5 separate regions of the Homo sapiens genome follow, and regions 2, 3, 4 and 5 are each linked to region 1. A link is a loop called in an ENCODE intact Hi-C map of the cell type or tissue named here. Cell type or tissue: PC-9. All regions are shown on one strand.

The links. Peaks named below come from ENCODE experiments on the same cell type or tissue, not always from the same donor. Only the 100,000 strongest peaks of a DNase experiment are listed, where the experiment ranks them.
Region 2: it touches region 1 in a loop (12-fold over the local background); 4 of 110 quality-filtered maps call a loop at or near these places.
Region 3: it touches region 1 in a loop (6-fold over the local background); 5 of 110 quality-filtered maps call a loop at or near these places.
Region 4: it touches region 1 in a loop (5-fold over the local background); 7 of 110 quality-filtered maps call a loop at or near these places.
Region 5: a loop joins it to region 1, with 5 times the contacts of the local background. A loop is called at or near these places in 5 of 110 quality-filtered maps.

The regions. Positions count from the first base shown.
Region 1 is chr13:106,527,830-106,532,829 of GRCh38, reverse strand. All of the region lies in intron 1 of EFNB2 (ephrin B2), which reads left to right. Among named protein-coding and RNA genes, the nearest start is that of EFNB2, 5.3 kb to the left of the region's middle. In PC-9, no CTCF peak of the experiment used is centred here; a DNase peak (open chromatin) is centred at 2,359; H3K4me3 peaks cover 2,972 bases; H3K27ac peaks cover 3,456 bases.
Region 2 is chr13:106,346,124-106,351,123 of GRCh38, reverse strand. All of the region lies in intron 1 of LOC107984626 (a long non-coding RNA gene), which reads left to right. Among named protein-coding and RNA genes, the nearest start is that of LINC00460, 28 kb to the left of the region's middle. RefSeq lists an enhancer at 1,688-2,335. In PC-9, no CTCF peak of the experiment used is centred here; DNase peaks (open chromatin) are centred at 1,603 and 2,913; H3K4me3 peaks cover 1,315 bases; H3K27ac peaks cover 3,448 bases.
Region 3 is chr13:106,374,030-106,379,029 of GRCh38, reverse strand. It overlaps LINC00460 (long intergenic non-protein coding RNA 460), which reads right to left and starts at 2,466. Exons shown (of 3, transcript NR_163477.1): 1 at 2,365-2,466; 2 at 1,946-2,163; 3 at 435-1,122. RefSeq lists enhancers at 1,729-2,928, 4,605-5,000. In PC-9, no CTCF peak of the experiment used is centred here; a DNase peak (open chromatin) is centred at 2,499; H3K27ac peaks cover 1,286 bases.
Region 4 is chr13:106,098,538-106,103,537 of GRCh38, reverse strand. No RefSeq gene overlaps it. Among named protein-coding and RNA genes, the nearest start is that of LINC00460, 280 kb to the left of the region's middle. RefSeq lists an enhancer at 2,377-3,244. In PC-9, no CTCF peak of the experiment used is centred here; DNase peaks (open chromatin) are centred at 2,777 and 3,077; H3K27ac peaks cover 2,505 bases.
Region 5 is chr13:106,469,159-106,474,158 of GRCh38, reverse strand. LOC105370346 (a long non-coding RNA gene) reads left to right here. Exons shown (of 2, transcript XR_002957491.2): 2 at 1-2,412. Among named protein-coding and RNA genes, the nearest start is that of EFNB2, 64 kb to the left of the region's middle. RefSeq lists enhancers at 222-909, 1,187-2,386 and a silencer at 1,724-2,018. In PC-9, no CTCF peak of the experiment used is centred here; a DNase peak (open chromatin) is centred at 1,908; H3K4me3 peaks cover 1,410 bases; H3K27ac peaks cover 3,277 bases.

The DNA.
Region 1 (5,000 bases):
CCCCCCCATTCTGATGATGAAGATGAGTCTGTCTTTCCAGCTATGTCCAGACCTGCGAGGGCCCTGCGTTTCTGGAAGCCTGCCGTTTGCGCGGTTGAGGTTGCTGCTGCTGTCTTGTCCTCCACAGCAGCATTTCTTTTAAAATTCTCCTGATAACGGCCTGCCTGGATGACTGGATAATGTGTGCCTGGAAAAGGTCTCCCTTGCAGCTGAATGCTAGCTCCAGAGATCAGAAAGATTTCTTCCTGTAGGAGCCATAGGAAAGAGTCCTCTCTAAGTTTTTGAGAATGCATACAACCCCCTGATGACAGGGGGTCGCTTTCCTTGGGGAAGTTTTATATTTATTTCCAGAGGAAAGTTTGAATCGGTAAATATGATGTGGCAGGAAGGTAATCAAATGCATTGAAGTTTCACATCAGTTCCTATGAACTGTGGAACAATTCATTTGTAATGAAGCCGCCATCAGTAATTAGATTTGTTTCATTCAGAGGTCAGCTTTTTTAGCAGGTGGTCGACACAGGGAGCATGCAGCAGCTGTTTGGATACAGGGTCCAGAAAACCCTTTGTAAATTCAGCGTCTCCGTAACTACTTTAATCACATTGTCGGCTCTCCCGTCCCTGACTGTATGTAATAATGGAAAGATGTCCTGCGTGCTGAAACAGTAGCTGCCCTGTTAGGTTATTCACATTGCTTTGATACGTTCTGGTAGAGTTGGGTCCGTTGTAGCCATTTTGGTTGTTTAAAGTTTTGGTTTTTTTTTTGTTTTTTTTTTAATTCAGCAGAGAACAGTAATGCCTAGCTTCCGTTTTTAACTTAACACTTCAGTAGAACATTTTCTTCCAAGAGGGAGATTTTGGCCTAAGTAAAGTAGTGGGCTCTTTTTTAAAAAAAAATTAATTTTACTTTAATGTGAGCAAATCTGTATTGGTATGGTGTTCTGCAATGCATTACACTGACTTTGAAAATTTCGAGTACTAATGCCTTATGTCTGGGGTTACCATTCCCTGTGCATCACATACTAGTTAGTTAACATAGCATTTTGCTTTTCCCATGTAATTTTTTCCCTATATAATACTGGATTCCTGATACTAATTGACTTGATACAAAAGAATGGCTGGATGATATCCAGATAACGTATAATACATGGGCTTCACCACAATCAGGCTCTGAATAAATACAGACCTGTCAGAGATTGATAAAATAAACTACAATGGATAGTGCTGTTTAAACAGTCCATTCAATAACATATATAAGCCAGCCTGCCTTCCATTGTGTCTGAAATTCTTATTTTTGTAGGTAAACAAATGCACATTCAGCACTGATTGAATAGCCCCTTGAACTATGCTCCACAGTTTGCGTTTGGGTTAATCTTGTCGGTTTTAATATAGAGAGAAAAAAGCTCAAAGCACCAGGGGTGGAATTGTTAGTGCTTTCACATCCACATTCCTCACATTTTGTCAGGATGATAAACTGTAGGTAATGGACTGTCGTTGTTCTGCAGGACAACTGAGCCAGGCAGAGCACAAAGACTAAGCTAAAGCGATACCTCACAACATGCTTGGTAGCCTTCTTTTCAGATGAGAATTTATTTGAGAATCATGTGTCTAGGGACTGCACATCTTAACCTCAACAGTTACAGCTTCAAGCCCCAGAAACAGGAGCTGGAGGTTAAGATGATTTGCTAAGCACCTGGTTCTAAATCTTTTACAAAGCATAAGCTGTTGACGCTGGTTCTGCCGACGCAAAGACATGCAGATGACTCCAACATTTCCAGAGGCTTCTGACTTAAGCTAAAGTGTGTGGACAGGTGAATTCGCCATGGGCCTGGAGACCAGCTTGCTAAAAACTATGTGTTTGAATGGTTCCTCCAGACAGAGTCAGCTGAAGAACAATTGGTGGATTTATATTAAAACCTCTTGTCTGTAAACTTACTGAGGTGCATCCTTCGGTTGGTGGATCAGTGAGATAATTGCCTTCAGATGGACATTGCAACTGGAGCAACTAAATCCTTGCTGTCTTTCCTTCCTCTGAAATCTTCCAGGTAGCTCCCGAGAGCTTCAGTATGACACCAAACTTCGGGCGACGTTTTAGAGTGCGTTCACCTAATGGGAAACTATTCGAGATCCCAGCGTGACTGCAGTAATGCGTCATAGGAATGGGAGTGGCAGGGGAAAAGGAAATACAGATTGTAGACCCTAATAAAAAAATTTTTAGGAAAGATATTTCTTTAACGTTTTATGAGAACTTCATTCTTAAAATACTTAATTGCAAATTAGACAAATAGAAGTGCTCTTCTAAGGAAGGTGATTAAACTGGTCCTCCTATCAGCCTAATCTCTGCCTGCCTTTGCTGCTGACATAAAGAACCTGTTTTTCAGGTCACTTAATATACATCTACATAGATTTGCTTATGAGCTCACCCTTTGTGTAGCGGAGTAGAGCCTTAAAGAGGAGTGCTCAACTGTTTAAAATATTTTGATTAAAATATGCAGAACCCATAGAACTATAAGCTTCTAGTCAGGAATTAGCTCTTTCAGGGAACAGCTCCCCCCTTCTTTTTAAGGGGGGAATTAGAAGGAGGCTGGGGGAGGAATATAAGAACAGCAAAGAAGGAAGGATAGCAAATGGGACATGTTCCGAACAGCTTGGAAAAACTCCTGTGGCTTCATTGTCTCTATAAAGCCAAAGAATACAAAGACATAAGCAATTCAGCCCTTCTCCCATGATGGAAGATGTAAACCGTTGACATGCCTCCCCTGTTTAACTTGTTTAATTCTCATTTTAAATTCAGCACGATACTAGCCGTGTGAACTCTGAAGATTTCTTTAGTAATCCATTTTGTAGTTCCGAATCAAAAACAAAGTGAAAGGGTCTGACACAATTTGCTTTTATTTTTAGGCAAATCAACCCTGGTCATAGTTAATAAGGGGATTACAACTCAGACTAGGTCTTTACAGATGTGATGTAAATCAAGGGCAGAGTATAAAGAAACTGATCCCTTTTGATTGAAGTATAGTAAAAAGGCATAGAGAAACTAGCAGCAGTAATCTGATTGTATGGCAATAAAACCACCATTTTCTGTCTTTCAGATAAAAATAATGTGGTAAATCCATGCAGTTCATAAGATGTAAAGGCAGATAAAGGGTGAAGCCATGGCAACATATAGATTAGCTTGATGTTAGAAATGACACGTCTCTGAAAAGGGCGCGGGACGAAGGCCCTTGCCTCCAGGCTGTTGGGCATTATGTGAGAACCACACAGACTTGGAAACTGGGATTAGGAAGTATGAAAGCTCTACTTGTGGTCTGGGATGGCTGAGGCAGTAAAGAAAAGCTGCTCAGTTCTTGCTCATTGGTGGTGGATAATATGGCAAAGGTAGATTTCATTGACTGCCTTTTTTATAGATTGAGATTGGGGCTGATTAAAACTTCAGATCACTGCAGTTGTTAGGGCCTGGGAGATTTTCCTTTTTAACTCCTGGCCTAACAGCAGCAGCCGTTCTGTAGGATTAACTGCACTTCGCGGTCGTTGCCTTAATCTATTTGGGCTTCAGGCAGGGACATGCTGGGAAGGAACAGAGACCAGAGGGGATAGGTAGGGCTGGGGTTATCTGAAAAGAAAACAGAGACCTTTTGATTTCAGCCATCTTTTCAGACCCAGCTCCCTCTCCCGCTGCATGGGAGAAGCAAAGGTAAACAGGACACATTGTCCCTCTCCCTCAGCCACAGAGCTCTTCTGTGAGTTTTGTCTTTCCCACCCTGGAAAAAAAGATAAAATACAATTTTTAAAAGGGGAGGGAGGAATTTAGTTTTAATTCAAATGAGTAGTAATCCAATATGCCAAAAGCAGTGGGCTCTACCTAGATGTAATTTTACTCGTAAATGTGAGTCTTAAACTTTGAGTTGAATGGGGCAGGCTGTTAGAGGTGGTGTAAATTACAGGATTATAAAAATGTTAGTGCTGCCCAGCCTTAAAGTCAAAAACAGAAAAATCTCTGTGCTGTTGAGTCTTCCCGCCCTCTCTCCTGAACAACCTTGTAAGTAAGCTAGACTTTTGTTTTTGCCTTCCATACTTTCCATTTCAGCCATTAAACAAAATAAGCCATTGAAACCACGATTGGGTTCCATGCAGAGTGACATCCGCAATCGGGTCAAGCCAGAAGGAAATACTTGCTCGATTGCCCCCTATTTGGCATTACAGGAAAGTCTCCACACTTTGGAAGAGTCTGAACTCTCAAGACATTGAAAATGCCAAAGGCTGCAAACACCCTGTGTCTTTCTTGATGGAGTGCATCTTGGTGTGTTTTACAAAGGGGAATTCAGTGCTGTTTTTTTGTTGTTGTTGTTGTTTTTTTTTTTTAAAGAGCAGCATAGGGCCCTTCTAGACTCTTGGATTCTGTGTCTGACAAAAATGGTCATTAAATGAGCAATATTATAATTTAGACCCATTTCACTGATTTTGTTCCAAATTCTCAACTGACTTGAGCATCTGTTTGGGGCTGTAGATACATTGCCCTTGTTGACTGTTTTTCTCGTTTCTATGGGAATTACTGTAGCCATTACTATGTAGCTTTCATAGACTCAAAACATTTTTAAAGTATTGCATATAGGCTGGCCATATCCAGTGCCTGTTACTTTACCTTCTTTTTCTAACTTAATGCAGCAGTCTGTATTAACAGATCCATTTCATTTGTCTAGCTTCATCAGAGAGAGGCTACCCCCTGATTTACAGGCTGCTCACATCCAAGCACCTTGCATTCTACACTTGACAGTGATTGCTAATGGCCCATTCAACTAAAGTATTTGCTTGTTAACAGGGAACAGAACATGATAAATGTCCAGCAAGCTTGCTGCCTCCTTCAGCTTTTCAAACGCAGACTGGTGCATATTTATGGCAGGCAAATGACAAAAGAAAAAGCTGAATTGCCCTGGCCTCCAGCTTTCTATCAGAAACAGGGTTAAAGTGATTAAAGCAATCATTCAAGAAAGCCCTGCCGTTTG
Region 2 (5,000 bases), 180 kb after region 1:
TCAGTGAAAGGCCAGAAAAGGGGAAACAACAGGATCATAGGATTCGAGTGCTTGAAGAATCCGAGTCCAAAAGACAAAGAGATACAACCATGAGGTTTGTGGTGAGCTAGGAAAAGCAGTTGCAGAATGACTTTGACATTTGGAAAATGGAGCCTGATGACTTCCTCTATCTATTGTTTAATCTTTTGTTCTAAAAATTCAGAAATAATGCGTATTGCATATCTTTTGGGATGTAAGTGAAGATGGCTCTGAGTTTCCCAGGTGAGAAGCTGCCAGGGAGGTCTCAGCTCAATGGCGAGAGAACCCCCTCTCCACCCATTTACTTGCCATAATTGATCCCATTTTTCAGTCTTGTGAATCAGAGAGTGTGACTAAAATGGTTTCATGGGCACCCTATTGATTCTGTGTAAGAATCCATGATTATTTTCTAAAAAGTATATTTTAAAGCATGTCAGGGAACAGAATTGCCTGATTGTTTTCCCAGAAGGCTGAGACTGAAACCCCCTGGTACGGTGACAGCGTTTTGGTATTTTTCACTTCTGTTTCAGGGAGGCAAATGCATACGTTTTGATCAAATGTCAAATGTAGTTGGTAAATCTCACTTCTAAGAAGCCTCCCTTTATGTACTTTTCAGGCAGCCTGTAGGGTGGGGCATGGAGGTGACCAAGCACTGTTTGTTCAAGGTAGCACCTCTAGTAGGAGCTCATTAAGTCAGGGCTCACACACCGATCATAGGAAGGGAGCGTTGCCCAGCTTCCACTGCCTTTGATACAGATTTTGCCACAATTGTTCCAGTTATTGCCTGAGAGAGCTCATTTCCATATGTATAGAAAACCAATATACTTTCTCCTGCCTGTTAAACTGTCACCTAATGTATTTTTAGAAATATATAATCTAAAAAAGACAGAGGATGAGGCAGAAAGTTCTACAGTAGCAACATTTGAACATCCTCTACCACTTGAAGATGTTAATTAAAAAGTATCTTATTCTACTTGTTTTAATTGCCAAGCAACACAATTTTTTTTTCCTGACAAAAATTGACTTTAAACGAACTGTTTTTGTGTATAATCTGTTTTGTCTTCTGCTAGGTATGTGTCTAATGAAGACATCAGCCTCCGTTCTGTGTAGGTTTAAGGAATGCCCCCTCCTCTCTGTGCAATCATTTGTAGTGTCAGTATCTTTCTCTACTTCCAATAGCGTCAGGGATGCTGAATGGAGATGCATGTGGTTGTCAGAGAAACACAAGGAACATATTATTAGATCTTTCATAATTAGGCATTGCAGATATGTGCCAAAGATTTAGAGCTTAATCAAAAAGTTCTTATCACATGGGCTTCTGCTGGCAACGAATTGGAAAGCCAACAAAGGCAACCCTGATGCTTGCTTTGCACGATAACAAAGGGAAGACAAAGGCAGACCGATTCTGCCTCAGGTTTTATTGCACGCTGTATTTTTTTTTTTTTAAATCATATGAGTCAGGCAATGGTGGGGGAAAGGGGGTTAAAAAGCCCAGCTTCCCCGTGAAGCTCAGAGCCCCTCTTGATCCTGATGGTTTCCTTGTGTCTGAGTCATTTCACCGTGCAGGTGCTGACTAAGACTGAAGGCTGTGGGAACCTGGGTTAATGGGTCTAGCAAACCCTTTCCAGGTAGCGCCTGGGCTCCCCGGGGAGCGCTCCCGGTCCCTTCCTGTGCCACATCATCCCCACCTCGCCGGGAATTTAAGAGAGGAGCTCTCCAGCCCTTAGATAAACCTGGCCGTGTACATTGGCAGCCAGGACCGGGGGCTGCGGGAAAAAACGAGCGCGCCGCGCTGATGGCTGTTTTGACAAACTGTCGTGTGTTTTCTCTGTCTGAGTATCTGGCAGCGCAGGTGAAACATTGTGCCGCTGGTATCTTGGCTCGCCACTCGCTCTCAGGCTCTGCGGGGAGTGTCGGGCCATCCCTGCAAATGTTCCGGGCAAAGCTGTGAAAACAAACGAGGCAGATTAGTTGGACAGGCTCACCAGCTTTTGAGTGTTAACTGCCCTGGCTGCCCCTGCTTCTCAACCCTTTCCCATTCTTTTATTGAGCCGTGCACTTATCAATTAACACAATGGTTTCTGAGGTATTTTTTTTTCTTCTTCTTCTTGTAGTTACACCGTAGGAAGCAGGATCTCTCATCTTTGGACCTGAAATGGTGCTGATTCTCAGATTTTAATCTTCAAGCACAATATATGACATATTCTTTTAAAAAAAAATAAAGGCAATTTTCCTTATTATTTTAGAAAGCATGGCATGTTTGCCGTAGAGATATTAGCGAATGCAGAGAAACAGCAGGGATAGTTTTGAAGTATATATATTCCATGCCTGGGTTATGTCCCATGATCTATGCTACAGTATTTAAACTAAAATGCTTCTGACTTAGTCTCTGGCAGATAAGGACCATCAATTTCTTTTTTAAAAAGTATAGTTTAGTATGTGTAAATATCCCCGAAGTTCCAAGCATTTGGGAAGAGCCTTCAAACTGTGATAACTTTTTAAAAAAATCTTTGGTTTGAAGTAAGAGCCAAACTGGGATAAAGAGAACTTGAGCGTCCCTTTTGAGGTGAAATCAGAGTGAATTAAAAAGAGTGATTACACCCTTCTTTAATCAAAAGCTCCAGAGATGATGTTTCTTTTTTAAAAGAAACATCAAGGAATGGGCTTTGAAAATGACTTTCATATTTTCTTGTGCATTTCAGAGCTAGAGCACATTTTAAGAGTTGTCATTTGTTCTTAAATATCAGACTCTAGTATCAGCCTTTTGTCTGCGCCTGTCCTTCAGTTCATCAGAAAGATTGAGCTTGCCCTTGCTTTTTTGTGAACAAGAAGAAGCTGTCAAATGACTAATGCTCTTGGAATCTCACTGAGGCGTTTATTCTGCCTCTGTTGCTATGAGCCCTATGGTCTCTTTTGTGGCAGTAACAATATAGGTAACCTATCTAAAGTATGGATCTGGCAAAAAGGGACTTAGTCATAGCATAATGATTTTGCTTAAAAAAATAATCGTAAAATGACTACCTATACCACTAAACAGGTCTGCCATATACCCTTGGGTAAGTTGTGCACTGTACAACGCTAAGATCCATTCTTATTTTAATCTGTGTGAACAAGTTTAATAACAACAGTATCTGTATGCTTGTAATTAGTCCTGTGGACTAATTACTTGATATAGTGTTAAGGCAGTGAAAGAAAGACACTCAAATTCACACAGCAAGTGTTTATCCAAATATTTCACAATTACTAGAGGGAAATAAAACTCCTTTAGGGAACTTTAAAAATAAGAATGACTTACTTGAAATTACTTAATTAATTGACATTAACAGTATTACATGTTGAAATTCTTCACATGATTCAAAAATAAATAATCCAAAAAGAAAGGTATCATCAGTTCTTAAAATGTTTAGCTTGGTAAATAGCTCTTAAAAATAAACATCTCCTGTCTATTTCCAAGAAATTGATTGGCTTAACTTTTCACAGATATCAAGTCTGGTGCTCTAATTTGATGAATAATAGAGAAAGCAATAAAAAATGTATTTTTGTCAGAAACTAAACGTGCGCTTGTTTCTTACTCTGAGACATAAAAATTAATAGAAGCCAGAATCAATCAGTAGTGCCAGATTTATCTTATTATTGTTTTCTAGGCTCTTATTTTGCTCATTTGTGCCCATTCCAATGAGAAAATAATGCAATGACACTATTAATTTTACCTGACAAGCTCTGTTACAACTGCAGTGTTGGCATTTGTGGGAAGTGGGACTGGATTTTTTTTTCTAGAGTAAGAGTTCTTAAAGACTAAAAACCATATTCCTCTTTGATTCTTTACTACTATAGATTATTGAAAAGCCTTAAATAATTAATTTTAGAAAGAATACTTGAGATTCAGACTAAAATTTTTCATGTCCTAGGGAACTACAAGGACTTTGAAATTAAAATAAAATATGACCCTTTTATTTCTTATTTGATATTATGCTGTTTATTTATTGACCAACTTTTAAGTTTAAGCATTTTAAATATAAAGTTAATATTCTCCACTTCTGAATTTTTAAATAAATTGTGCAAACTCCTGTACAGTTGTCAAAAGACATTTGATGTTAGACTTGCTAAGATGAAGATTAACATTTTTTAAAAATTAGGTAAGAAAAAAACTAAATTTGAACCAAATCTGCTATCAATATGGTTTCAATGAAACTGACCTATTTCATCCTTTTATCAAACTCTGTGTTATTTTTTACAATTTTGATTTTGCTTCAGCTCACTCTTTCACTACTTGTATGTGAGATTTAATTGCCTTTCAACAAAAGACATAAAACAACAACTTATTAAATCTGGGTATGAACTTTCCTAAGTCAATAATTAGCTTATGCTTTCAAATGAGCTCAGAATTTAGATCTGAACTGTTTTTTCGTTTGTCTGGAGATGGAGTCTTGCTCTGTCGCCCAGGCTGGAGTGCAGTGGTGATCTCTGCTCACGCAAACTCCGCCTCCCAGGTTCAAGTGATTCTCCTGCCTAAGCCTCTCTAGTAGCTGAGACTACAGGCATGCACCACCACACCTGGGTAATTTTTGTATTTTTAGCAGAGACAGGGTTTCACCATGTTGGCCAGGCTAGTCTCGAACTGCTGACCTCAAGTGATCTGCCCACCTCAGCCTCCCAAAGTACTGGATTACACTGTGCCTGGCCCATATCTGAATATTTTTGATACTAGTTTTTTCATTACTCTTATTTTTAGTATTTCTTAAAGCTAGAGTTTAGATAAAACAAAAAATATTTGCAATTTTAATCTTTTTAATCAAATACAAGACTTTTATAAAGAAGATGTAAGAATTAAGATTCTTGGGCAACTTGATATTTTTGTTGGCTTGCTTCTTGGTTGCCATTCCTGGTGTGCAGAGCTGCAGTTCATGCTAGGCTTCATTTTCATATGCCACTGCAAAGTGGATTTAAGTGGTTTGATTGGAGCAGATATCATGGATATTTCT
Region 3 (5,000 bases), 150 kb after region 1:
CTGAGAGATAGAGGAGGGACGTTGTCTCTAAAGAGGCAATGTTAAATTACACAGTTTTTCCTAGAACAACACAGGATTGTGAGGAGTGAGTTGAAGAGCGTCTTAGTCTGTTGTGTGCTGCTATGACAGAATAGCTGAAACTAGGTAATTTACAATAAGCAGAAATGTATTGGCTCATAGTCCCGAAAGTTGGGAAGGCCAATAGTAAGGTGCCGACATCTGGCGAGAGCCTTCTTGCTGCATCATCACATGGCAGAAGGTGAGGAGGTGAGAGAGGCAGGGGGCTAAGCTCACCCTTTTATACCAGCACCAATCCCACCCATGAGGGGGGCCCTGCATGGCCTTATCACCTCTCAAAAGTCCCACTTTCTAATACGGCTTAAATTTCATCATGAATTTGGGAGGGGACAAACATTCAAACCATAGCAGGCACCTTCCATTCTAGACTTTTGTTAGCATGGATTATTTTATCGAGTTGTACAGAGCAATTGTACAGAGACAAGGGCCCTAATGATTAACTGGGTACAGTGTTGCCGGTGGAGCAGAAGAGCTGGGCAGCAGCAGAGAGCAGCATCGGGCCAGGTCCAGTGCCTCAGTCAGGAGCTGGGCAAGAGTAGCCCAGAGTGTGCACAGATCCTCGGGCTTTTCCAAACAGGAAACCTGGGCATTCAATACTATGGATATTTTGAGGGGAGTGGCAAAATAAGGCAAAATATGTTAAAAATTTGAACTTGATCTCCATTAGAAGCATAGTAATCCTAGTTTTGAAAAACTTCAATCAAAATCATTCAGGTTTTTTAACAAGTTCTAGAAATACATTTTCTAAATGAAATATGAATTGGATGTAATACAGAAATGGCAACCACATGCCTCGTCTCTTCCCATCTGCTGTGTTTTCTGCAGCATGATGTGGTAGAAGGAAGCCTGGAAAAAGTGTCTTGGGTCATGAGTCCCCCACTCACTTGCTGTGTGGTCTTGGGCAAGTTTCATTTCTCTGAGGCTCGATGCCCTCATCTGTAAAATGAGGAGAGTGGAATGGATGATTTTTCAGTTTTTTTCTAGGTCTAAAACTCTGTGATTCTTCTGGAAGTTTTTTTGTTTGCTTGCTTTATCCTCTGCATTCTATTTCAATAGGAAAAGGGGAAGAGGAAAAGCAGAAAGAAAGAGCAAAAAAGAAAAAAATTAAAAGAGATCCAAATATTAAATAAGCCTCAATCAAGTATCAAGCACCATAGAATTAATAATCAGAAATTACTAATTTCTGATTAATAAATTACATTTATTAATCCTGATCATAAAGTAGGAAATACACAGTGTTATTGTCACCATTTCAGAGGCGTGGACTCCAAGGTTAAACGTTTGACCAAGGTTAAGTAGATGTCTTAGTCTATTTGGGGAGCTATGACAGAATACTTTGAAGTGGATGGCTCAGGAAAAACAAACTTCTTTGTCGTCATTTTGGAGGCTGGAAGTCCAGGATCAGGGTGCCAGCACAACTGGGTTCTGGTGAGGGCCCACGTTCTGGCTCATAGGTGGCCTTCTCGCTGTGTTCTACACTTCACATGGTAGACGGTGCAAGGGATCTCTCTGGGGCCCCTTTTATTCGGGCACTTATCTGGTTTTGAGGACTCTGCCCTCATGAGCCACTCACCTCCCAAAGGCCCCATCTATTAATACTATCTTATTGGCTATTAGGTCTTAGCATACGAATTTGGGTGGGGGACATAAACATTCGTTCTATAGCAGTAGTCAAGGTGATAATTTAACATAAATCGGGGTGACTTCAGAATGCGTCTTCTTTCCCACGCTCAGTCTTTCTACAATGCCACACTGTCTCCGGAAAGGGGTAGAAAAAAAAAGAGGAATAAAGTTAGACAGTGGGAGTGGAGAGGGAAGAAGAGACGTTGAGAGATCAGGGGAGACACATGTGACACGGACTACTCACAGTGATTCCAGCAATTGCTACACAGACGCCTCCCACACAATGGTCGTAACCTTCGTTCTCATCCACTGCGTGGGAAAGCTGCAACATGCTCCCCGCTGGCAATGGTGGTTCATCCAGGGTGACTCTTAGCCGAGAAGTGTGCATGCTGGGTCCAGCAGCGTCCACCAGGGGCACATGCGGAGTTTCATAACAATGTCTGGGTACCTCCGATGTCCTGGCTGGAGAAGGTTTAGAGACATAGCAAGGGAGACAGATGGATTAGGGAAGTGGGGAAGGACCAGACAGGTCTTTATTTCCCTACTCCTCTCCGTTATGTGTCTCTAAAATTAACACTGCAAGAACTATGCTAAGAAGCAAGCTTTTATGTTATAAGAATTAGAGCCACCAAATCAACCCTGTGCACATGGCACTTCCGTCACCTCATGCTGTGACCTCTCATAGGTCTCGGTCCCCCAGGTTTGAGGAGATGAGTCCCCCTGGCTGAGGCATTTCTAACAGGGCTGGAGGATTTCTGCAGGAAGTGGTTACCGGTGAGTCAGGATCTGGCGTTCATCCCTCTGAGTCAATAATGAGCCGATTTCTCAGTGGGTTAGGAACAAGTGGAGATGGAGTCTTAAATAAGTGGCAAACCTACCGCGAGCTCTCCCGGCACCTTCTCTCCGGGCAAGGAGGTTAATGCCAACGTGTTTCCTCAGTCCCAATTTGGGTCATTATATTTTTAATTATCTCTGAATTATCCCTATAGATTCAACAGGATACATTATCTTCCATTTCCTACCTTTAACTTGAAAGCACTGATGTGCTGCTTAGGCTGGTGACTGTTGAACAAAGCAACTTCTCCAAACCTTGCCTACCCTCTTCTCCACTCTCGCCCGCAATTCCCTCACCTTTTCTCCTGACGTCCCTCTCTTGAGTCCTAAATAACGGCCTTAAAGAAAAGCAAATGCAGCCGGGCACAGGGGCTCATATTTGTAATCCCAGCACTTTGGGAGACGGAGGTGGGTGGATCACTTGAGGCCAGGAGTTCGAGACCAGCCTGGCTAACATGGCTAAACCCCTCTCTACAAAAATTAGCCGGGTTTGGTGGCTCATGCCTGTTATTCCAGCTACTCAGGAGACTGAGACAGGAGAATCGCTTGAACCTGGGAGGCAGAGGTTGCACTGAGCTGAGATCGGGCCACCGCACTCCAGCCTGATTGACAGAGTGAGACCCCATCTGAAAAAGCAAAAAAGGAAAGGCAAATATGGCTGGGCGCGGTGGCTCACGCTTGGAATCCCAGCACTTTGGGAAGCCGAGGCGGGCGGATCACGAGGTCAGGAGATCGAGACCATCCTGGCCAACACGGTGAAACCCTGTCTCTACTAAAAATACAAAAAATTAGTCAGGTGTGGTAGCGGGCGCCTGTAGTCCCAGCTGCTCGGGAGGCCGAGGCAGGAGAATGGCGTGAACCCGGGAGGCGGAGCTTGCAGTGAGCCGAGATCGCGCCACTGCTCTCCAGGCTGGGTGAAAGAGCGAGACTCCATCTCAAAAAAAAAAAGAAAGGCACATGGCGGGTGTTGGTCTCCCTAATGAATTCATTTGCCTTTTGTTGGTTCCTGAAGACAGAGAGAGAGAGACAGAGGCCACACAGAGAAAACTGGGAAGGGCGAAGGCTGCGTGTCCCCTGCTCAACCTCCCTGCGTCCGGAGGGAGCGGAATCGGGAATCTCTTAGCGAAAGGCAGGACCCGCAGGACTGGCTCACAGGGCTGGGGCTGGAGGGGACTTGGTGAATGACTGCTCTCTGAATTCCCTCCCTGCTTGAACTCGGGCCCTCCTCTCCTCTTCGCGTCTCCCAGGGAAAGCAGTACCCCGTGGAAAGGGAGAGCGCCTCTGCTATGCGCGCACAGGGACTCACCGAGGCACATAGCGTCCTGGCATGGAGAGGCGAGCGCTGGGGTCCGGCCTGCTGGAAAGGAAGAAGAATGGAGAAGAAGGAGGAAAGTCCAAGGAGAAGCCTCACCCGCATAGCTCATTTTGGGAAAGCTGGCCTGCCCTGCCACAAAGAGGTGCTGGGGAAGTGTGTCAGCTGAGGGGCCCTTAGGGAGACCTCTGGTCCCCGAATGAGCCTCTCAGCCGACTCCTCCTTAGCTTGTTGCTGATCCTGTCCCAGGATTAACATAGACCAGGGTCTCTCAACCTCAGTGCAATGGACATTCTGGGCCAGGTAATGCTGTGCCGTGCGGGCTGCCCCGGGCACTGTGCGAGGCACAGCGGCACCCTGGCTCTACCCGGGAGATGTCATGAGCACCGCTTCTCCCACAGTGACAACCAGAGGGGTCTCCAGACGTGGCCAAATGAGAAGCACTGATTAAGACCTATTCCTAGGCCAGGCATGGTGCCTCAAGCCTGTAATCCCAGCACTTGGGAGGCTGACATGGCAGAATCACTTGAGCCCATGAGTTCAAGAGCAGCCTGGGCAGAAGAGTGAGACCCTGTCTTTACAAAAATGTAAAAATTAGCTTGCTGTGGTGACATGTGCCTGAAATCCCAGCTACTTGGTCAGCTGAGGCTGGAGGATTGCTTGAGCTCCAGAGGTAGAAGCTGCAGTAAGCTATGATTGCATCATTGCACTCCAGCCTGGGGAACACAGTGAGACTCTGTCTCCAATGAAAAAAAAAAAAAACCAGAAACCAAAATCCAGCCAGAAAAGAGAATTATTGCTTCCTTTCTAGACCACATGAATGGACTTTTCTTATTTAAGATGTACGCAAAGCAACTATAACCATTCAAACCACTCTTCACTTACACAGGGAGAGGTTAAGGACTTTCAAAGAAAAGCAGATCAGACCCTGACGGCCCAGGGCTTCCTAAAGCAGCCTCCTGGGGCAGGGCCTACAGGTGAGCAGACATAAGGAGCCGTGGCCCAGAGAACACCCTCAAAGGGTGACTAACAGCCCCGGTTTGCCTGGGACTTTCCTGTGTTAGCCCTGGAAGTCCCTTTGTCCTGGGAAGCCCCTCTGCCTAGGGCACATGGGGACAGTGGTTAGTGGGTAGGCTCTGTGTTTGGCTGTCAT
Region 4 (5,000 bases), 430 kb after region 1:
TTATGATTTGTGCTGAGAAGAAAGCAACAGAATATGCCTCTACTGATACGTACCAAATATATCTATCTCACCGGGTACTGACATGCACTGGATGAGAAAAAGTTTCTCAGATTGGGAATGGTTGGAAAGTAAAAGTATAAAGAATAGGCATCTTGAAGATACACTACTGTAAAGCCATTTGGACACAGAATGGCTGGAAAGAACCTAAAGAAGAAAACAACATATAAAAGGCAGAGAGCTAATATTTGTTTTATTCAGAGTCTGGCTCCAAGAGAGAATGCAAACGAATGTGAGAGGGTGTTTAATCTGCTCATATCATCAGACCCATAGGATCATTCGTAGTTACACCTGCTAATGATACACATCTGCCTAAGAAAACCATGTTTTTAAAAATAGACAGTGGTATAGTGCCTGGTGTGTACATATATTTTGCATCATCTTGAGAATATCTGAAAATTTTCTATTGAATGCATGCAGAGGAGGTCATGCATTCATTTATTATTTCAACAAATATTTGGTACCTCCTCTGAGTGAGGTGATGTGTCAGGCCCTGGGAAGACATTACAGGCAAAACACAGTTTCTGCTTCATCGAACCGATAGTTGAGTGAGACAGAAGTCACAGCCCAAGGGAGCATGATGTTTCTTTGAAGTATGAATTTGCTTTTATAAATTCATATGAATACGAAGTATATCTGTGTTTGCTCTAAAATGCATTGCTTTAAAATAATGTATACTCCGTGCAAATCTCCATTCAAAAACTCACGTTGTACCAGAAGAAAGAGCAATATATTTTCTATGAGCTAATTTAAATGGTATTTTGGGACCCCTTCCTGCATAGCTGGCTGATATGGTCTGGTTCTGTGTCCTCACCCAAATCTCATCTTGAATTGTAATCCAAATTGTAATCCCCATGTGTTGGGGGAGGAACCTTGTGAGAGGCGATGAGATTGTGGGGGCAGTCACCTCATGCTTTTCTTGTGATAGTGAGCGTGTTCTCGTGAGATCTGATGGTTTTATAAGACGGTTTCCCTTTTTTGCGTGGCACTTGTCATTCCTGCCACCGTGTGAAGAAGAACGTGTTTGCTTCCCCTTCTGCCATGATTGTAAGTTTCCTGAGGCCTCCCCAGCCATGCTGAACTGCGAATCAATTAAACCTCTTTCCTTTATAAATTACCCAGTCTCGATAAATTCTTTACAGCAGTATAAGAACAGACTAATACCCTTGCAGGACCATTTGACCTCAGTGTATCTTGACTTTCCCCTTCCCTCCTCTGAGACCTGTGTTCAGGGGGTCTGAGGAAGGTCAAGACCTTGGAAGTGTGAAGCCCTGTTCAAATGTTTCTTCCAAGACAGCTGTCTCAAGCTCACTGTGCCCACAGGACAGGCGCTCCTGACTCTGGGGCTCCCCTACCACACTTGGTGCATAAGGGTCTTCTCTAGGCTGCTCATGGTTCCTCCAACTGTAACCATCCCCAATCTGAGCTCTTGCCAGCCCCAAAGATCTGCTTCTGACAAATATTCATTGCTCCAAGATCCACAGAACTCCATTCTTACCAGCGTGCCTCCAACCAGCCTTGACCATCTCTTTCTTGGCTTGAGAAAATCTTTCTCTCTTCGTGATTATTGCAAGGATATTTTGTCTGCAACAAAGGTTAGGTAATTTTAGAAACACCATACTAGGCTTTTTGCTGGGATATGACTTTATGGAGCCCTTGAGGAAACAGGCTCAGCCCATGCTACTGGCTTCAACAGAGAGAAGAAAAGGGATCTAATATGCAGGGAAAGAAAATACAAGTTAACATCTTATCTAAAAAAAGTTCCCAGCATAAATGTTTTATTTTCCTCAAATCATCTAGGATATTATTATGGTTAACTTTTGGCTTTAATCCCTCAGATATCACAATAATTAAATTTCTCTTACTTAACAAATATTTCCTGAGCACCTCTTACGTGCCAGGGACACTGTGAATAGAGTGGGCAAAAATCCCTGGTGTTCAGGGCCTGCCTTCTAGAGCCGAGCTGAGGGACTGAAGGAAAGAAGGTTGTCGAGGCATCCCCAGTTCTACTGTCATTATGTGGTCGCTTATGGGACTTCAAAGGTTTTATGAGGTTGAGCAGAAACCAGACATGGCCCACTTTACTGGCTGATTTTTCAGGCAGTTAATGAGATTTTTCAGTAGTATAATAATTGCTTGGTCACCCAACATTAGTCATAAAAGTAAATTTGAAGAGGGGTCAGACCACAGACCACTTTTTAAAAGACCCTCCTTTACAACATTTTTTTATTAGGAAACTTTTACTGTGAAATCATAGTTAGGGAAATATTTCTTCGGTCTCAGAGAATTATCTTTCTATTCTTTCTTCCCCCACCCTAGAGGCCACCTACTTCAGATTCCCTTCGCAGTGTTTGTTAAGTGGTTATCGTTATGCATTGTTAATGCCCCAAACACAGCTTTACATAAAACAGAAAATTTGAAAAGGCACTGAATACAAAAATAAAATATTCTCAGGGTACCCTTCATGTAGATTTGCTCGGCCGGCGGAGGGAAATGGACTTTAAAATTAGGTCATTTGCGTTAGAAACCCTAAGAAGCAAAGTTCCTCCATTCTGAATGCAGAAGTTAAAATCCAGGCCATTTTAAGACAGCTGGGGCGGCAGGGAGGAGAGAGCAGGACATGTAACTTTGTGTGACAGGCCGTCATGGCAACCGCAAAGGAATCCCCACCCCAGGGTGTGTGCCATTCACAAACAAAGGTGCTACCCTGCAGTCTTCAGGGGGAAATGTCTGGCCTTTTATCTCCTGCAAATTCCCCAGGCTCTAGGGAGGCCACACAAAGCAGGGGCTTTTTTTTTTTTCTGTGCTTACTCAGTCTCACTAGAAGGGGCCCTTTCTTCCAAACTCGGTTTCCCTTCCTGCCTCCCCACCCCCCAACCCAGCTAGTTTCTGCCCTTCCTGCCTTCTCCCCCTAAGCCAGGTGTGTCACTGCAGCACATCCCCTTCCTTATATCTCTGGGGACACCCTCAGCTTCTGGATCACAGCCACCCTGCCCTCTTTCCTAAGTCAGGCTGCTAAGCGTTAGGGAGGAATTTACTCTTAGTAAATTCTCAGTTCTTAGTAGGGCACCTCCCTCCTTGCACGCCCTGCCCTAGGGTGGGGACAGAGGGTGTGTGGCCTTTACTTTGTGAGAGGTTCCCAGTTTTGCTTTTTCAACGAAAGGGAACAAGTCATTTAAAAAGATAAGCACTGAGCCAGGGTTAAGGGAGAGCACAAAAATAAGATCATTAGAAATTGCAATTGAAGCCAAGTCTAACTTCGTGTCCAAAGATCAGGATTCTTGGCCTTTGTCACCACTGCTGAGTTCTCCTTCTTAAGGGCCCAGTTTGCTTTTTATAAGCTTCAAGTGCATTGTCCTATTTGAAAGATATCTTCTGCTTAGACAAAAAGAATTCTAACTTTTATTCCTTCGTTATCACACGTCCTCGGCCCCTGATTTGATCTCGGAGCAGGGCTCCAGGCAAACAGTGCCCCCTGAACTCTCGCCTCGGCTTCCCCGGCCTCCTCCCTGAACTCTCGCCTCGGCTTCCCCAGCCTCCTCTCCTCTTTGCAGTCTGGTTGCCTGACGCACGCAGCGCATGCTTGCTTGTCACAGACTGCTAGAATGCAAAACGATGAGAATTAATGCTGTTATTAAAGGATTTTTAAATTAAATGTGCAGTTTAGAGCCAGATGCTGCCTTCTTAAAGGAAGAGAAGTTTAAGTTAAAAAATCTGACAGATATTCGTTCCATCTAGCGTGGCAGAATTTATGGTAGATTACCGTCTTTGATTTCTGTGGCCTGGGGTTGTCAGGTCCACTTGCAAATGCGCTGTGGGAAAGAGTTGCACTTTTGTAATTTGAAAACATATGGGACATATGGTAAATATTACACCCATAACTGTTACGAAGTTCTGTTTCCTTAAAGGACCTTTCTTTTTTGCCTGTACCCTCCAGGGGATTACTTGCAAGAACCCCATTATCTTTCTACCTCTATTTTCCCCTAAAGTCGATTTGCTTTATTCTGATGCTTTAGAATCCCAGTGAAAAAATCTGGAAATCGAGTGTTTATTTTTCTCCAGGCATGACAATACAATATTCTACAACCTCTGGTCTCCTCTTGAGCTAATGTTTATTTTACTTTTCATCTTTGTGTTCAAAGATACAGGCTTTTAAAAAATGAGTTTGTATGTTTTCTCTTTGAAGCCATCCTCCCCCTATTATATCTGTAAGCGGGTCAATTAAATAGGTATTGACAAGTTATTACCCTAGGCAAAACCAAAAACCAACCAAGTCTCAGGATTTAAGAAATGAGATTATAATGTGCAAAATGATAAAGGTTATCATACAGTGCAAAGTCCTATGGGAATGCAAAGGAATGAGAAATCATGTCTGATTAGAATGATCAAGAACAACTTTATTGCAGAAGACACATTTGGAATAAGCCTATTACGGATGTTGTAAGAGGCAATATGGATAACTTAGGGCTCCTGCTGGGCATGGCTGTGAGAGGAATGTGTTTGTAGGCTGCTATGTGGCATCTCCCATTGTGAGACAGCCTCCTGGATTCCAAAGTTGGAATGGTCCAGAGTGGACAATGATGAGCTGGTGGTCCCCTCAAAGATATACTCACCAGTACGTAAGTCACCTATGAATGGTGCAAGGACATAGCACGGTGTGTGGTCATTTCTCCAGATTCTCTGAATTAGGTGAGGCAGGGGGATGGCAGGAATGTGCCTTTTTAAAAGCTCACTGGTTGGCTCTACTGATCAGGTTTGAGAACCACTAGAACTAAAGTACACCATAATTAGGAGAGCTAACTATGTCCCTAACTGTAAGTTCAGGGCTATACCCCAACAGAGTAGTTCAACCCAGCAGTGAGCTAACACATTTGCCTGTTTTATCCAATCCCCTTTTTACATTGAGTCAGGGTAATTTTTCTAAAATGCCAAACAGACTCATA
Region 5 (5,000 bases), 59 kb after region 1:
GCACTTTGGGAGGCCGAGGCAGGCAGATCTCCCGAGGTCACGAGTTGGAGATCAGTCTGGCCAACATGGTAAAACCCCATCTCTACTAAAAATACAAAAATTAGCCAGGTGCAGTGGCAGGTGCCTGTAATCCCAGCTACTCCGGAGGCTGAGGCAGGAGAATTGCTTGCCCCCGGGAGGTGGAGGTTGCAGTGAGCCGAGATCATGCCACTGCACTCCAGCCTGGAAGAAAAGACCGAGACTCCGTCTCAAAACAAAAAAAAAAAAAAAAAAAGAAAAAAAATTGCAATGCCAATGCATAAGAGCAAATTAGCAGCCCCCATAGGGTTTGTCTTAATAATAATTACTGAGTTACAACTGACAACAGTTCCAAATAATTTATTATGGGTACAATATGCCAATAAAAAGAATATTGGCAAACATTTATAGAAACTACAATTTCCATTTCTGCCGTGAAGACCTTCCCAAAGGCTCTGGCCGGCTCTGTTCTGTTGAACTGGACTTCTAGCAGCGGGCGTGGGAAACTCACTCCAGGACGGCGCAGCTTCTCTCAGCCCTGATGGGGAGACGGGGTCTGGGCCTGCGCTTCAACTGCAGCCCCGCAGGATTCACGACTGCCTAGGGCTGCTGGAGGACCAGGTGGGTTAGCCCACCCCAAACCTGTGTCCCAGTGCCTGAGGCTGTGAATGCAAACTTGCCCAAGAGGTTTCCTGGGAAAGGATTGTCGGAAAACCAGACAGAGACAAGGCTTATCAGCCTGACTCAATGCCAAATGCCAGGGTCAGCAGGGACACCTGATGCACGAGGGCACACACACTGCTGGCCACTCCGCCCTCAGCTCTGGCCTGGCCCTCAGCCCTCACATGCTGCCGTCAGAGGCCTGAGCAAGGTACTGAAATGGAGGAAATGTACACATTGAAGAGCAGTCTCACTGCCATCTCTGCTGTGCGGTGAGAGCACACGACTTCAATTCAGAAAACATTTCAGCGTGCTGCCACAAGCCGGGCCTGTGTCCCACCAGCTCCCTTCAAAAAGCACGGCTCAGCCCAGCTTTCCATGCTGGGGGCTGACTTCAGGCCACAGCCACAGTGCCATGGCCCTTGGTAGGCATGTCACTAGGGTGGGGACTTCAGAGGACACTGGGTCACTCCTTACGGACCGGAAGCTGGATAACACCCAGTTAGCTGGAGCAGCAGAGGAGGAAAATGGTGACCACCTCCTTGTAGTCAAGAGGAATTTGTTGAACACACGTAAGACCTTCCTAGAGAACTTTTACACTGATTAAGGGGAATTTAAAGGTGCTTAAAAGGGAGGTAGACGGGCTAGGGAAATTCCAGTCATGAGTGTAAACAGGAGCCTGTTCTACCCACAGCTTAGGAGGACCTGGGAAATGTGAGCCACCTTTACCATCACACATGGCAGGGTTTGGAACCTGGAACCCCTGATGGCTTTGTGGATATTATTCAGAGATTTGCAAACCCAGACAGATTAAAAAAAAAAAAAGAAGCAAAACTACACACAAAAGCAAGAACAAAAGTAAAAAGACTGCGTCATTATTTCTTCCAACCTCTAATTGAGATTTAGCATTTTCTTCCTTTGGGAACATAAGCACTTTCATATTCAGCCACTGCATCTGTATTTCCTCTCACAGCTTCTTTTGCAGGAATGACTTCATTCTACCACCCTTTGCTGCCATATCAGGACGTCGGGAAGCAAAGAGACGTGTCGGCTTGATCAGCACACAGGTCATTCCTAGAGAGATCAGCTCAGTCACCGAGCAGGCAGGAACAGGCACTCTGGAGGGGAGAGGCAGGCCCAGGAGGATGAGTCAAGGCAGGGATTGAAACTGCAGGATGAGGGAGTCAGCGCCTGGGAACCCACAGGGCGGAGTTAGATAAGAAGAAATGCCCGCGGAATCTGCAGTTTAAATGGAGCCTGGGGTTTGTAAAGAGGAGTCAGGCGTTCTTTACCTTGTCAGTTCCGACTGCTTTGTGCACAGCTGACTCAGAGACCGGGTGGGGCTGCCCTCTTAGGTGAAACCAGACCGATTAGAAAGTCGGCTGGGCCCTGCAGATCCTGCCGGCCACACCCTCCCAGCATTAAGGGTATGCCTCATCTGTGAAACCAACTCTCCCCCGTGAAGGAGAAGTGACATGTCCATTTTAAAGAAAATCACTTCATGGTTGAGGAGGCATGATTTTTGCATGCAACAGAGGCAGTGTAGAAGAAGTTCTTAATCAACCTTTGTGCCAAGAAGCTCTTTAGCAGTCTGATGAAGCCCGTGGGCCCCTTCTAAGAATAATATTTTTAAACCCATAACATAAATACATCGGGCACCAAGGAAACCAGTTATATTGAAACAGCTATCAAAGGAAACCAAATATCTTGAAATACAGTTATCAAAATATTGAAGTAATTGTGATCTAGTACTACGTGTGCCTCTTGATTAACTCTTTAAGTAACAAGATCTAGTATAATTCAGAAGTACATTGTACTAACGGCAATGACATTTTAAGGCATTTGCCAAAACTGCAAGGTGTTGTGGGGACACTCGCATTTTCTGTTGGTGACCAAGGGGCATTTCATGTTATACCTTTATAGAAAGAACAACGTAGTTCCCTGTGTCTTGTGGAATAGTGTGATGATTACAGGGGGAGTTCCACTAGAAAGCAGCATTCATTGATGTTGCTGATGGACTTACGGGAGTCAAACATTCCATTTTTCAAATTAAGAGCTGTGATACTGGCTGGGACTGGTGGCTCATGCCTGTAATCCCAGCACTTTGGGAGGCCAAGGTGGATCACTTGAGGTCAGGAGTTCAAGACCAGCCTGGTCAACCTGGTGAAACTCCATCTCTACTAAAAATACAGAAATTAGCTGGGCGTGGTGGTGGGCGCCTGTAATCCTGGCTACTCAGGAGGCTGAGGCAGGAGAATTGCTTGAACCTGGGAGACGGAGTTTGCAGTGAGCCGAGATCATGCCACTGCACCATTGCACTCCAGCCTGGGTGACAGAGCAAGACTCCACCTAAAAAAAAAAAAAAAAAAAGAGCTGTGATATTAAAAATGGCTTGGATGCACTGTTTTGGCTCAGAGAAGGGGCTTTGGAGTCAGGCCGACTGCTGTCATCCTAGCTCTTCCCTCTGCCCCCTCTGTGACCAGAGCTAAGTTCCTTTACTTCCATGAGCCTCAGTTTTCTCTTCAGTGGTAAGAGCACCGCTCACAGAGCTGTCGTGAGGCACACATGAGACCATGCTCCGAGGTGCTTGGCACATGCTGAGTACTCAATATGTCTCAGCTGTTGTATTTTGTGTTATTTAGATGCAACATACACAGGCTTCAATGAGCAAGAGGAATCCAATGGGATCCTAATCTGCTTAAAACACTCGTGTGGGCGTTTCCACAAATGGACCTAACCACACTCTCCCTTACTGTCCCTAGCAGGGGCATCAGTTAGGGTGAGCACAGGCCTTAGGAAACAGGAGATACAGGTCAAGAAGGAACAGAGAGCAGGAAAGGATCCTCACTAAATATCGGAGACCCTGTCGGGGCTGGCTTGGCTGTGAATCCCAGGAGAGGTGAATCATTTGGGGTCAGAGCACAAGGCGAAATGGAGGAGACACTGCAGCCAGCACTGGCATCACTGGAAGAGAAGTTTTATTTTTCAGTAAAAATATTTTCTCTAGAATTAGGAAACAGGATGCTGGTAAGGATAATGCACTAATTATTTCTTTTCTTTTTCGCTTTAATATATTCAAAGCAAAAAGTGCTTCAGAGTTTCTTCAAATAAGAAAAAGTTGGGCATGAAGTGTAGGGAATAAACCATCCCCACTCTCTGGGTGGCCAAGGTGGGAGGATCACCTGAGGTCAGGAGTTTGAGACCAGCCTGGCCAACATGGTGAAACCCTATCTCTACTAAAAACACAAAACTTAGCCAGGCATTGTGGCACGCGCCTGTCGTCCCAGCTATTTGGGAGGCCGAGGTAAGAGAATTGCTCGAACCTGGGAAGCGGAAGTTGCAGTGAGCCGAGATTGCGCTACTGCACTCCAGCCTGGGCGAGAGTGAGATCTTGACTCAAAAAAACAAAACAAACAACAAACAAAAAACAAAACAAAACAAAACAAAAAAGCGGAGTAAGGAATAAACCAAATAGGTGCCCCCTGCATTTCAGCGCTTTTGCTTTCTCATGCTTATGAGATTAAATCATCTAAAAACAAGTAGTGTTAACGGGGGTAACACAGCATGGGGATTTTCTGTTTCTTTTTATTGCTGCTATTGTAGTCAATAAGATTTTATTTAGACCCGAATAAAGCACCTAGTAATTCTGGAGGCCTGGTATAAAAGACACTTTTCAAAATTGAACTTCCTCTTCCCCCTGGAACCTTCTCCTTGGAATTTCCCTGTTTCTCCCAAGGCCCAGCTATGATCTCCCCGCTCTTCCCTTCAAGTGATCAAAACAAAACTAGATGTCAAACCAACCAACAAACCGAAATTTATTTTTGGCGTGCTCAGGGTTTCCAAAACAGAAGAGAAATCCCTGTTTGTTCATAGACTCTGCTGCTCCTGTCTTCACTTACCAAGAGAAACAGGCTGGAGAGTGCGCCTTCACCTTCAAAAGCAACACTGCTCTTGGCATCTTTTGCTTTTCGCTTTGTATTCTTCAGACTGTTAGCAAAATGGAGAGCTGAGGAACCAAGGCCTGGCTTTGATCGCTGTCAGAGTCGACACAGGACAAGCCCTCGCCCTGCCCCCTAGCAGCTCCTTATCACTCCCAATTATTAGCCCGTCACCTCCCCTCTCCCCGGGTGCCGTGTGTCTGCAGGAGTCACTGGGAGAGGTAATGGAGGCTTTCACCAGCTCTGTGTGCGCAACGCCAGGGCCGGCTTCCATGCTGTTATGAACAGTAGCAGTTGCTATCAAGGTGATTTCTCGACAGCAAAGGAATCTCATGTTGTGGCCCTGCCCTCACCATGGCTGGTGCCAAGCAAGGGCTGAACTGT